Linked DNA regions of Homo sapiens: region 2 is linked to region 1. Evidence: chromatin loops called from intact Hi-C (ENCODE). Cell type or tissue: body of pancreas. All regions are shown on one strand. Each heading gives the region's core, and the rest is flanking DNA. Links, peaks and the distances in the headings are about the cores only.

What was found. Hi-C counts contacts between places; a loop is a spot of excess contacts. Peaks named below come from ENCODE experiments on the same cell type or tissue, not always from the same donor. Only the 100,000 strongest peaks of a DNase experiment are listed, where the experiment ranks them.
Region 2: it touches region 1 in a loop (2.3-fold over the local background); 7 of 110 quality-filtered maps call a loop at or near these places.

Annotation. Positions count from the first base shown.
Region 1 is chr3:71,387,338-71,392,722 of GRCh38, forward strand. All of the region lies in intron 3 of FOXP1 (forkhead box P1), which reads right to left. Among named protein-coding and RNA genes, the nearest start is that of FOXP1-AS1, 100 kb to the left of the region's middle. RefSeq lists a silencer at 2,941-3,235 and an enhancer at 4,916-4,995. In body of pancreas, for the core only: no CTCF peak of the experiment used is centred there; a DNase peak (open chromatin) is centred at 2,654; H3K27ac peaks cover 2,126 bases.
Region 2 is chr3:70,992,202-70,997,586 of GRCh38, forward strand. All of the region lies in intron 13 of FOXP1 (forkhead box P1), which reads right to left. Among named protein-coding and RNA genes, the nearest start is that of FOXP1-AS1, 290 kb to the right of the region's middle. In body of pancreas, for the core only: no CTCF peak of the experiment used is centred there; no DNase peak of the experiment used is centred there.

The sequences.
Region 1 (5,385 bases), core at 304-5,303:
ACTTCATCACCTTGAAGTCTTCCACCATTAGTTAGTAAATATATCCCTTTTTCTTGATTAACTCAATATTGTATTGCTACAATTGGAATAATTAAGGATTTTATAGCTAAGACATCTAAAATTGTATTTCTTTCTCTTTCTCATTATAAGTAAGGATTTCAGATGTTTTAATGAGCCATCATAACAAGTTTTAGCATCAGTGAAACCACTTCACACCTGAATGACTTAATATTGTCTGTAATCTGTCTCTTTGAATTCACATTGGTTTTTTTCCATAAAAATGTATCAACTTCTTGCTGTGCGTATGAACGAATGCATAACAATTCTTAAAAGCGATATATGCATGTGTGATGATTACACATTATAAACTCAATAACCACACCCATGTGTCATCTTCAAATGGTATTTATTAAGGACCCATGTGTTCATGCGGCATGACACAAACAAAGTCGTTGTTCAATCCAGCTTCTATTTATTTCAACGTCTAATGCTCTTAAGAGAATGGGTGGTTCTCTGTTATTGAAAAAAAGTTTGTAACTGTCAAAACAAGAAACTGACTTGGTTATAGTCAGAGGCTTACGATGCCAATACCAAACCAATGCCAGAACATATAATAAAAAGAAAAGTTCTGTCAATTTTTCCCGAAAGTCTGTTTCTATGCATTACCCATATATCCAGCCAATTCAAAAGGGATGAAAAGTAAAAATTCTCTGCTGTAATATAGCCAATGCAGCCAGTGGATTTCCTTTTCTAACTTTATTTTTTTTAATGTCCTGTAGACTCATCGTAAATCATTTCCAATCTAATTCTCTGGCTTCCCAATTTTAACTGTCGGCCTTATTTAAAGAATGGCCTCTATATTTAACAGATTCCATATCCATTCTGAGAGCTAGTAAGCTAAAAAAGATGTTCTAAATGCATCATTCAACTGCGTGACTTTTTAAGCAGCTTAAATGTTAAACGGCCCAATTGTCTTACCTAGCAGTGATTTGAAAACTATATAGATGGCTTTCTACTAATGAAGAAAATTATAGTTTAGTGCACGTTCCGCAGCTCGCCCTTCTAGGTTTCAGGTGAAATGTTTTTATAGCCGTGTATTCTCTAAATCTACCCGAACATGCATTACTTCATCAACATCAGAAAACATAAGAATTCAAAATTAACGTTAAGTACAAATTTTCCTTTTATCTGAAGATACACATTGTAACACCGGTTATTATTTTTTTAACCTGTTGACTATTAGGGCTTTTATTAAAATGAAAAATTAAATGAAGTTTCCTAAAGCACAAGGTAACACTTAGTTGCTTTCAAGGGTGCTCAAGGGAGAAAAAGGGAAGAAGAAAAAAACATAGTGGCAGTTACAACAAATTAACAACATATAATAAAAATGCCATAAACATGCGGCATACATAATAAATCTAATCAAGTCTACAAGGCGGACAGATAAAAATGATTAACTGCCACTATCCTTGAAAAGAAAAGAAAAATTTTGTCCCTAGCTATTCATCACAGCTAATGTTCTGACCCTAAATCTAACGTGTAGAGCGAATGGTCTTTATAGTAACACACTGTACCAAGTAGAATGGCCTTTTCACTTCCTATTTTATTTTCTGAGAAATCGAGATAACAAAAATGTCAGAGCTACTTTTTAACTAAAGGTGTGGCTTTGGGAGGATGTTAATAAAGGTTCTCAGAATCTTTATCTCTATCATTAGAAATTTTTAAATAACCAAAAAAAATTTAGTATTTGTGTACTGATAGGACAAAAATATTACATATCTTGAGGCAACATTCCATCACTTTTTATTGGCTGACTGCATTCATTTCCTGATTCCGATATGGTGCAAATTCAGTGAGGCCTCCAATCAATTAGGACTCCATATGCTATATCTGTAAGCGGCGGGGGGGGGGGGGGCCGGGGGGGGCGGGTTATAAATTTCACCTAAAGGAAATGTAGGAAAACTGAGGCTTTCCTACAAGGGAGGGTCTGTGGCTCACAAAGGCCTGCATCACTTTCATGAGCGACACCTGCGTTCCTCTTGGCACAGGATCATCTCGATAGGTAGCAGGTTTATGACTGCTTTGCTTTTATAAGTGCTGTTGCAGTAAGGGTTACCTGAAGTGAGGATGAACACAACGACGTGTACAAAACAAATATAATAAAATAAATTAAATAAGGTGGAAAAAAACTGAAGTGGTTCAAATGAACAAACTCCTACTTGCTCCTCAAAGAAAACACGAAGAGCTTTCAGAAACATCTCCTCTGAGAGATGCAAGAGAATATGAGTAAATTACAACAATTAAAAACCATTAAAGATAGAATAATTGAGAATACCTGTTTAGGTAACAATGACTTTCTTGAATGCCTCATAACAGAGGTTCTATTTTTAATCACTTTTTTTGCAAAAACTTGCATAATTTAATAATAATTGTGGATTTTTAATTTTTATACATCCACAAGAACATAAAGTGAAAACCATAAATTATACTGACTCCAGCTGTTAAATGTTGGCATTCTGTCTTTAAAAAAAAAAAAAAAAGTTCAAAAATCTGTTTCCTCAAACCAAGGAAATGTGGGAAAAGGCCATCCTGCCAGTGGAAACCTTCAGCAGCAGAAAGCTCAGGCTGCGGTTTCTTGCCGAGGCAGCAAACTCCACTGAAAGAGAAGTCGCTGCCAACTCAAATACTATTTGCTTTCACACCCAAGAACAAACTGTGTGCATGGCGAAGGCATCGAAGGGCTCGGAGCAGCTGGAGAGGACTGCAGAAAGGTAACAGTAGTGTCAGAGCTACTGTAAACTGGTTCTCACTTTTCTATCAGCAAGTTAGCATCCAGGAAAACAACGCAATGCCTTCACCTTGCATCCCAGCAGCCCTAAGTCAGGACCTGCTGTAACTCAAAACCTCCTCTTTCTAAGTCAACAAGCCAAGGGACTTTTCAGAAAAAGAAAAAATCACCCAGACAAAAGAAACACATACTTCAGCAGTGGGATTCTAAGGGCCAAGAGGTTCAGGCTTGAAATGGAGTCATGAGGAATTTCCATATCTCAGTGCGACATGCAACCCACCTTCTCTGTAAGCAGGAAATGCAAAGGAAGTGTTCACTGCAACTTTGTAAACCAAAGGCAGAAAGCTCTGCCAAAGCAAATATCCTTACTGCAAGGCTTCTGCTTAAAAGGTCCTGCAAGTTACAGTTGTGCCTCATGGATGGGCGTCAGTAAGGATGTGTGTGTGTGTGGTGGGGAGGGGGGTTGGGGGGGGCAGTCAAGAATTCTATAGGAAGAGAAAAACAATCCAAGTCTCCAAAAAGCGAAAGGTTTATTCCATGATGACATTCTGTTCCAGTTTCAAGTAAACAAAGGCCAACTTCTTGCAGACATGGCAACTTCTTGCAGACGTGGCCCAAGTTAAAAACGGTTAAATAAGAAAGATTTTAAAAGTTCCTTTGTGCATGCTGCTTTGAAATAAACAGTTCAAATTCTTGTGCAGTGCCGTGTAGTCAGGAAGAGATGAGCCCCCCATCTGAGACAAGCCTCACGTTATCAAACTCTGCCCTCCCCAGGCCTGGCCTGTTGCAAATCCAGAATTAAACACTGTTAATTATTTGCAGGCAAAATCCTTTTCAAAGTAAAAAATCAAATTGTTTGTTCAAAAACTCCTGCTCCATCTAAGTTCCCCCTCCCGCTGAACATCATTACTTCAAAGAGCTCACAAAAATGTCATGGCCTCCAAACATGTATATGAAGGAAATGATGAATCTGTATGAATGGAAGATCTAAGTATTCTCCACTTGTAATAATAACACTCACCTAAAACAAAAATATCACATATTTCCAATTCTAGATTGGACTTTGTCAGGTTTCAATATTAAGAGTCAATTTTATTGACTTCCTCCAGTTTAAATTTAGAAATCTTTTTCTTACTGTCTTAACCACCCATGCCTACTTGCCCCCACTACAAAAAGTTTCATGGTTTAGACATAGGTTGAAAAATCTGCCTAACTAAATAAACAAAGACTGCCTTTCTTTCCAAATAAAAATGAGTTTAAGAATTTGCCTACTGTTCCCCCAAGACACAATCATATAGCAAATTCTCCCACCTCCAAAATGATTGATGTGATGTCTTTCCTTTCTTTCATCATTCCCTACCTTGTCTGGTCGCTGGTGAAAACCAGGAAGCCACAGACACACACTTCGGTCTTTCGCTTGTGCGGGCCTCAATTCTCCAATGCCAGGTTGCTGCCAATGTCCTTGCAGCCAATGGTAAACAGGCCACAAGGTTCAAGTTAACTGCGGAGCGTTACTACACTGAACATCTGGTCATGAATGAACGGATTGCCCACTAACTCTCAGCATTGGGCAGCTGATGAAAAATTCAACATTTTCCTTGTTGGCACAGTTGTTTTGGAGAATTCTCTAGAGCTTCCTGAATTATATTAAGAAAATTTCACTGCAGCAATCTATATCTGTGAGAACAGCTGGTGTTGAAAGGGATCTGCTGCTCTCTCTCTGTGCTGGGGGACCTCATGTTGGATCAGGACACTTTTACTACATTTGTCCTTGAAAACTTAGCCTTCGTTCAGGGGTACAGGGTAAAGCAGGAAAGACAGCTCACGGATGCTGGATTCCACACAGACGAACATCTTAATTCAGAGTGAAAAATCTATTACTCAGTGAAGAAGGCATTAAGATCAAAACAGTTCATTAGAAATAGACCTGTCTCTGAATTTTCTTTAGAAAACATATCTAATCAAAATTATCGTTGGGTTATGATATCAGATTGGTCCTATCAGCATGGCACATTTCCTAAAGATTTTCAGTAGAAAATAATAGTCCTTTATAAAACTCAACTAGATGCAATGTGTCCAAACATTACTTTTTCACCACATAACTGATTTTAAACTCAGCAAAGTGTTTTATTAAACCTAAGGGTGAAACAATTAGAGCAAATCTGATGTAATATGTTACATTATACTCAGCACTGGAAGAGGTCACAGTGACAGAGGTGTCTGAGGCTTAAGAAAAGAAATTCTCTAAAAATATAACAGTCGCGTTTAAAGAAATTAACTTGTTAATGGATATATGTGATATATTACTATTCTTTTTGTTTAAAAAAAAGGAAGTGGTAAACTTAAGTCAAGCTAAATTTAGGCTATTATCTATGCAGCATAAATTTCACTTCTGTGTATAAATGCTAACTTGCATATTTCTCCATGGTAACTAAACTATGATTAAAACAACAGTGAAACCAGCCTTTAAAGCCACCTGTTTAACTAGGAACAACCTAATTTACAAAAATACTTAAACTTTGGAAATTTCATGGGCATCTATATCGTGCTCTTCCCAGTAGAAAGCTCACTTTTCCATGAACATATAATTGCAATGC
Region 2 (5,385 bases), core at 253-5,252, 400 kb before region 1:
AATCAAGTTAAGTGAGAGACACTACTTTCTGCCACGGACTGAGAAGGCCTTAAACAGTGGCTGTATACGTTTCCTCAGTAGTTTCGTATACAATGATGATCCAAAGAGATTAACCCGATGTGGCCCAAGCATATCCAGTTACTTAGGCAGGGTATATCCAGTTACTTAGGCAGGGTATATCCAATAACACAGGTCTCTGACGTACATATGATGAAAAGAAGAAAAACAAGGGGGAGAAAAAGCAGTGACTAGAAGGAGCAGAACTCAAATTACTCTACCAAACTGAGCATTTATCAATTATTTTTGACCCACCTTGTCAAACTATGGCTTCAGAACTTAGTACCAGTGAAAAACTTTTAAATGAGTTCTTTCACACCAACTACCGCATTCAGGTGGTGGGCAATATATGGCTCATTGCACCCCAATCGAAGAATTTCCCTACTTTTATTGTACTCTGTCACCATCTTAACGTTCCTTACATGTTATTATTAAAGACTCTCTTGACATTTAAAGCAGACGCACACTAATACTAAGTCATAGTCTAGGAATTCTAATGCTCCCAGAGTAAGGCAGGATTTTAAATTATGAAAAATAAGTGTCGTGGTTTTCACAGAAGGACATGGAAGTGAGAAACCCAGAGACTCTCTCTCTTCTTTTTCTTGGCTCCAGTTACAAAGCACTGGCAATATGGAACTACCGTGCTGTTAGGACCTCTCTTTCCCCGACGTGCTCAGGGCTTGTGCAGGGCATATCAGGAGGCTCTGTGAGGCCGCTAGTATAGGAACTGTCCTGAGTATTGCCTCAAACAGGGTTAGACAGGGCCAAAGGGGGATACATTACAGATAATAAATTTGCTAAAGTCTAGGAGGCTGGTGTGATTACAAATAGCACCACTAATGGTACAGTAATCACATGTAAAGTTCGTACGGTAATTGATTTGTGTTAGGATTAATGTCTCCCTCTGCTACTGAAACTTGTGCACTTTTCTCCCTGCTGACATTTTCTTAGAGCTTACAATTCCTGGTGTAGATGATTTGGGAGATGTTGGAGTGATCCCAGTGTCACCGGACTCCAGCCTTGCCTTGCTACCATGGAATGCCCAGGACAGAGCTCCGCAAGGCAGAGTGGCATGGCCCCCAAAGCCGGGTTTTAAAACCAGTTCCTGCGTAGAGCCCAGCTGGGCCACAATGATCCTCTGGGTGGAAGCGTTAAGGCAGGATCCCACAATAAAAGGAGCACAGGCTACAAAGGCTGGGTTAACCTCCTGGGCTCTGCCCTTATTCGCCATTGGCATTAAACAAGTTAATCAGACCTCCTAAACTTCAGTTTCCTCATCTGGGAGGGATCCCTGCAAATTATTTCTTTGACTCTAAGAGGCCAGTGATAGTTAAAATAACCATGGATTTAGTAATACCTTCTCAAAGAATGAGAAGAAACATTACATTAAACACACTCATTAAATGTAAGACATATATTGATTTCCAAATGTTATATTTTTCTTTTAAAAAGTGACTCCTACCTGGGCACACTGGCCTGTAATCCCAGCACTCTGGGAGGCCGAGGCAGGCGGATCCCTTGAGCTCAGGAATTTGAGATCATGCTGGCCAACATGATGAAACCTGTCTCTACTAAAAATACAAAAATTAGCAGGGCATGGTGGCACATGCCTATAGTCCCAGCTACTTGGGAGACTGAGTCAGGAGAATCGCTTGAACCCGGGAGGTGGAAGTTGCAGTGAGCCGAGATCCTGCCACCTACACTCCAGCCTGGGCAACAGAGCAAAACTCCGTCTCAAAAGAAGAAAAAGAAAAAGAAAAAGAAAAAGAAAAAGAAAAAGAAAAAAAAGTGACTCTTAGAATCAAGGAAATAGGGTGGTGTGTACTCACAGAGGGACTGTGGGGATTCCAAGAAATTCGGGACATAAGGCACCTAGGACAGTGCCCTGGCATACAGCAGGAGCTCAACAGCTGGCCAGTCAAATGGTTTCCAAGCCAGATGAAATAATTACAAGCAGAAGATGGGGCATTCAATAGCTCTCTCCCACAGCTAGTGGAGTAGGGTGACCCAACTCCTCCCAGCTTGCCCAGGACTCTTCCAGTTTTGAAACTGAAAATCCCAACTCCCAGGAATCCCTTCAGTCCAAGAAAGTAAACTGGGACAGTTGGTCACCCTATTTCGTGTTAAACAGACAGATTAATTTTAAGAGCAATATATCCTTCCACTATCCTTTCTTCCTTATCCTACAATCTAGGCAACGTCTTCCATGGCTCCCTTGGCCTGGAATGTCCTTGCCAACAACCCTTTCCACTGTCACCTTCCCCAATCCCTCACCCCTTGCTTTTAGAAACTCTGCCTGGCAGGGAAGTTAAAGGCATCCTGGTCTTACCCTACTAGGTTGTGTATTACGGGAAGAGGCCACACCACCTTACTATCTGTATCCAGTGCTCCCTATATAATAGGTGCTTGGTAAGTAGTGACTGAATGGAATAAAATCATTAAAGAATACAAGGTACACACACCTCCACCCCCGTCGCCTGCCAGGCAGATCAACCTTGGTTTGGTTGATTCCTTTTTCCCTTGCCTGCTTTCAATATTCATTTTAAAGGGCCTAGAGGCTGAGGGGTTGTAGGGAGCCTGTCCTGAACCTGCCCCGATGACACATGATGAAAACATCAGGACATCTTCATCCATCAGAAAAAATATACAGCAGTTTAGCAATGTCACATGATCACAGAACAAATTAAAACCACTACATGTGATCAGAAATATGTATCTGTACCACTGTCTCAGCTTCCTAAGTGAAGTCAATTCTGTCAGATGTTTTTTGTATTTTTTTTTTTTCTGTCTGTGAAATCAGATGGTTTCCCCTTTTCCCCAAACGGAATTAAAATCCAACCACCACTGCAACTTTTTGTGACATCTCTTCTTTAGCTTAGAGGCTGGAAGAGTTCATATGAATGTCCCACCTAAGAGGACCCAAGTAATCTGGATTCATATGAATTTAAATCCCTAGGCCCACGGCCGGTGGACAGTGGGGGCCCAATATCGCGGAAGCTTCAAGTGTTTCCTTACAATCCTGGCCATGGCATTTCTCAGTGGGGAGTTCTTATCCTCAACAACTTTCTAGTTCCTGTGTCTCTGTCCCTCTGTCATGGTGGGGGTGGAGGGAAGACTGCACATTTCATAACCTGTATAAGATTATGTATACTGATTATGGGAACTTTGCTCCATTCCATTTCTAACTCATCTCATCTGTACATCATTCCAAAAGAATCTGTCAAAAAAGAACAGATGAAATCTTACTGCATTCCCTGATTTCAAAAAGCCATGTATGTCATCGACCCAAATGATTTTTATGGTGTCTGTCTCACTGTTAGGTGTCTATGTGTATAGTATAAGGAACTCACACACCTCTCAGGGTTTACACTTTTAGATCCCAGTTAATAGCTGGGGTCCACTGGTAAAATGTTTAAAAATTATAACTGTCTTTGCAATAATGAAATGCAGTAGGAAATGTTTGAAAAGGCTCAGAAGGCCCACTGAGATGTCTTCTTGACTCTTCTCCAAATAAGACCAGTAGAAGGTTGCAACAAGAGAATGGAATTAACCAACCCTTCCCTGTTAACAAGCTCTACATAAACATTCTTTCTACCGCTAAGAAAACATTCACCATATATTTTTACATCTTTCAACAATAATTTAACAAACATAGATGTACCTTGCCTTTTGTAATTGGTATTTCTATTGAAACTGTGGTTTCGTAAATCAAGTCATATTTTATTTTATGATTATTAATTTTCTTGAGATGGAGTTTTGCTCTTATTGCCCAGGCTGCAATGCAATGGCGCAATCTCGGGTCACTGCAACCTCCACCTCCCAGGTTCAAGCAATTCTCCTGCCTCAGCCGCCTGTGTAGCTGGGATTACAGGCATGTATCACTGTGCCTGGCTAATTTTGTGTTTTTAGAGATGGGGTAATCTCCATGTTGGTCAGGCTGGTCTCGAACTCCCGACCTTAGGTGATCTGCCCGCCTCAGCCTTCCAAAGTGCTGGTATTACAGGCGTGAGCCACCACGCCTGCCCGGCCTCAAGTCATATTTTAAATACACAGGGACAGGACAGCTGTCATGCACAGTGCTGATTAGACAGTCTAAATCAGTCTCCACAACCCATTGTCTTTATTTCTGCCCAGCTTCCTGAAATCTCACCAGTACAGCCTTGAAAGCTTTTCAGTTTAATTCAAGTTTGGTATTGTACAGATAGCTCTGTGAAGGGGAACATCTCCAGCCACTATCCCCTATGGCTAACAGTAGTTATTTTGGAAAAATTGCATCTTTTTCTTTAGGGAGGTTTGTCTGATAGATCAGAGACACAAGGGCCTTCCATTTTGGGTGAAAGTTTTCTGGGGTTTAGATTCAAGGAGGCTGTCTAGGTACACAGCACTTAAGTGACCTTCACCAGCTTTGGTTGCTTCTACAGCTACTGTGCCCTCTGAATTGTCCTGTGGAATCCTTTTATGATGACCCTCTAGGTTAGACATCCTGAACCTCCATCGATGTATATGGTAAGATTCAATCTGAGCTTACTGGGTTTGCTTTTACGATGGGGCACATGTGTGGTCTATCTCTACCACATGTGAACACTTACGTACCATGCTGAAGAGAGAGGTCTTGTGAGTCTGAGTGGCAGGGGAGATTTGTCCTCCTACTCTAATACAGTGATCATCCCCCTTTGGAAATTGATGAAAACTTAACTGCTCTTTCCTGTAGTGCTACGTGGGACAAATGTTTTTCAAGTTCAAGCTAATCAATGATAATTTTGTAACACACTGAGATACTTGGAGGTTCAGGTTTTTCCTGGACTGATAAATGCTTTAAGAAATACGAAATAGGCTTTGGGTCAGTAATGTGCAGGTAATCCCCTCTAAAGGAGGTGATGCACCAGTCAGTGGCTGAGAGAACAAGGGAGGGACGATGCCAACAGAAAACGGAAATAGGCTGTTTGACGACAAGCACATCTCTTTAAGTGTTCCTGCTGCTGGAGGGACCTGATTGCCCCAATAATTCAGGTTCTATGGGCACAATGACTGGTAGTCAAGTAAGTTAAAAAGTATGTTTCTAGACACTGGTATGTTAAGTGGCAAATGCAACAGCACAAACCTAGCAATGCTGAACTGCGGAGAAGGAGGAAGCCTATAAAGAATAGATTCGAGTATAACTGTACTGTGTCCCAAATGCCCCCATATGTGGTAGGTCTGCAACTCAAAGACTCTCAATCGAATCCTTGGTTAAGGCTTCTCTTAACTGTGTCTCAGGGCAAGGGTTCTTTAAATACTAAAAATTGCTAACATTTTCTTATCTATTTCATCTGATTGAGTGATAACTAA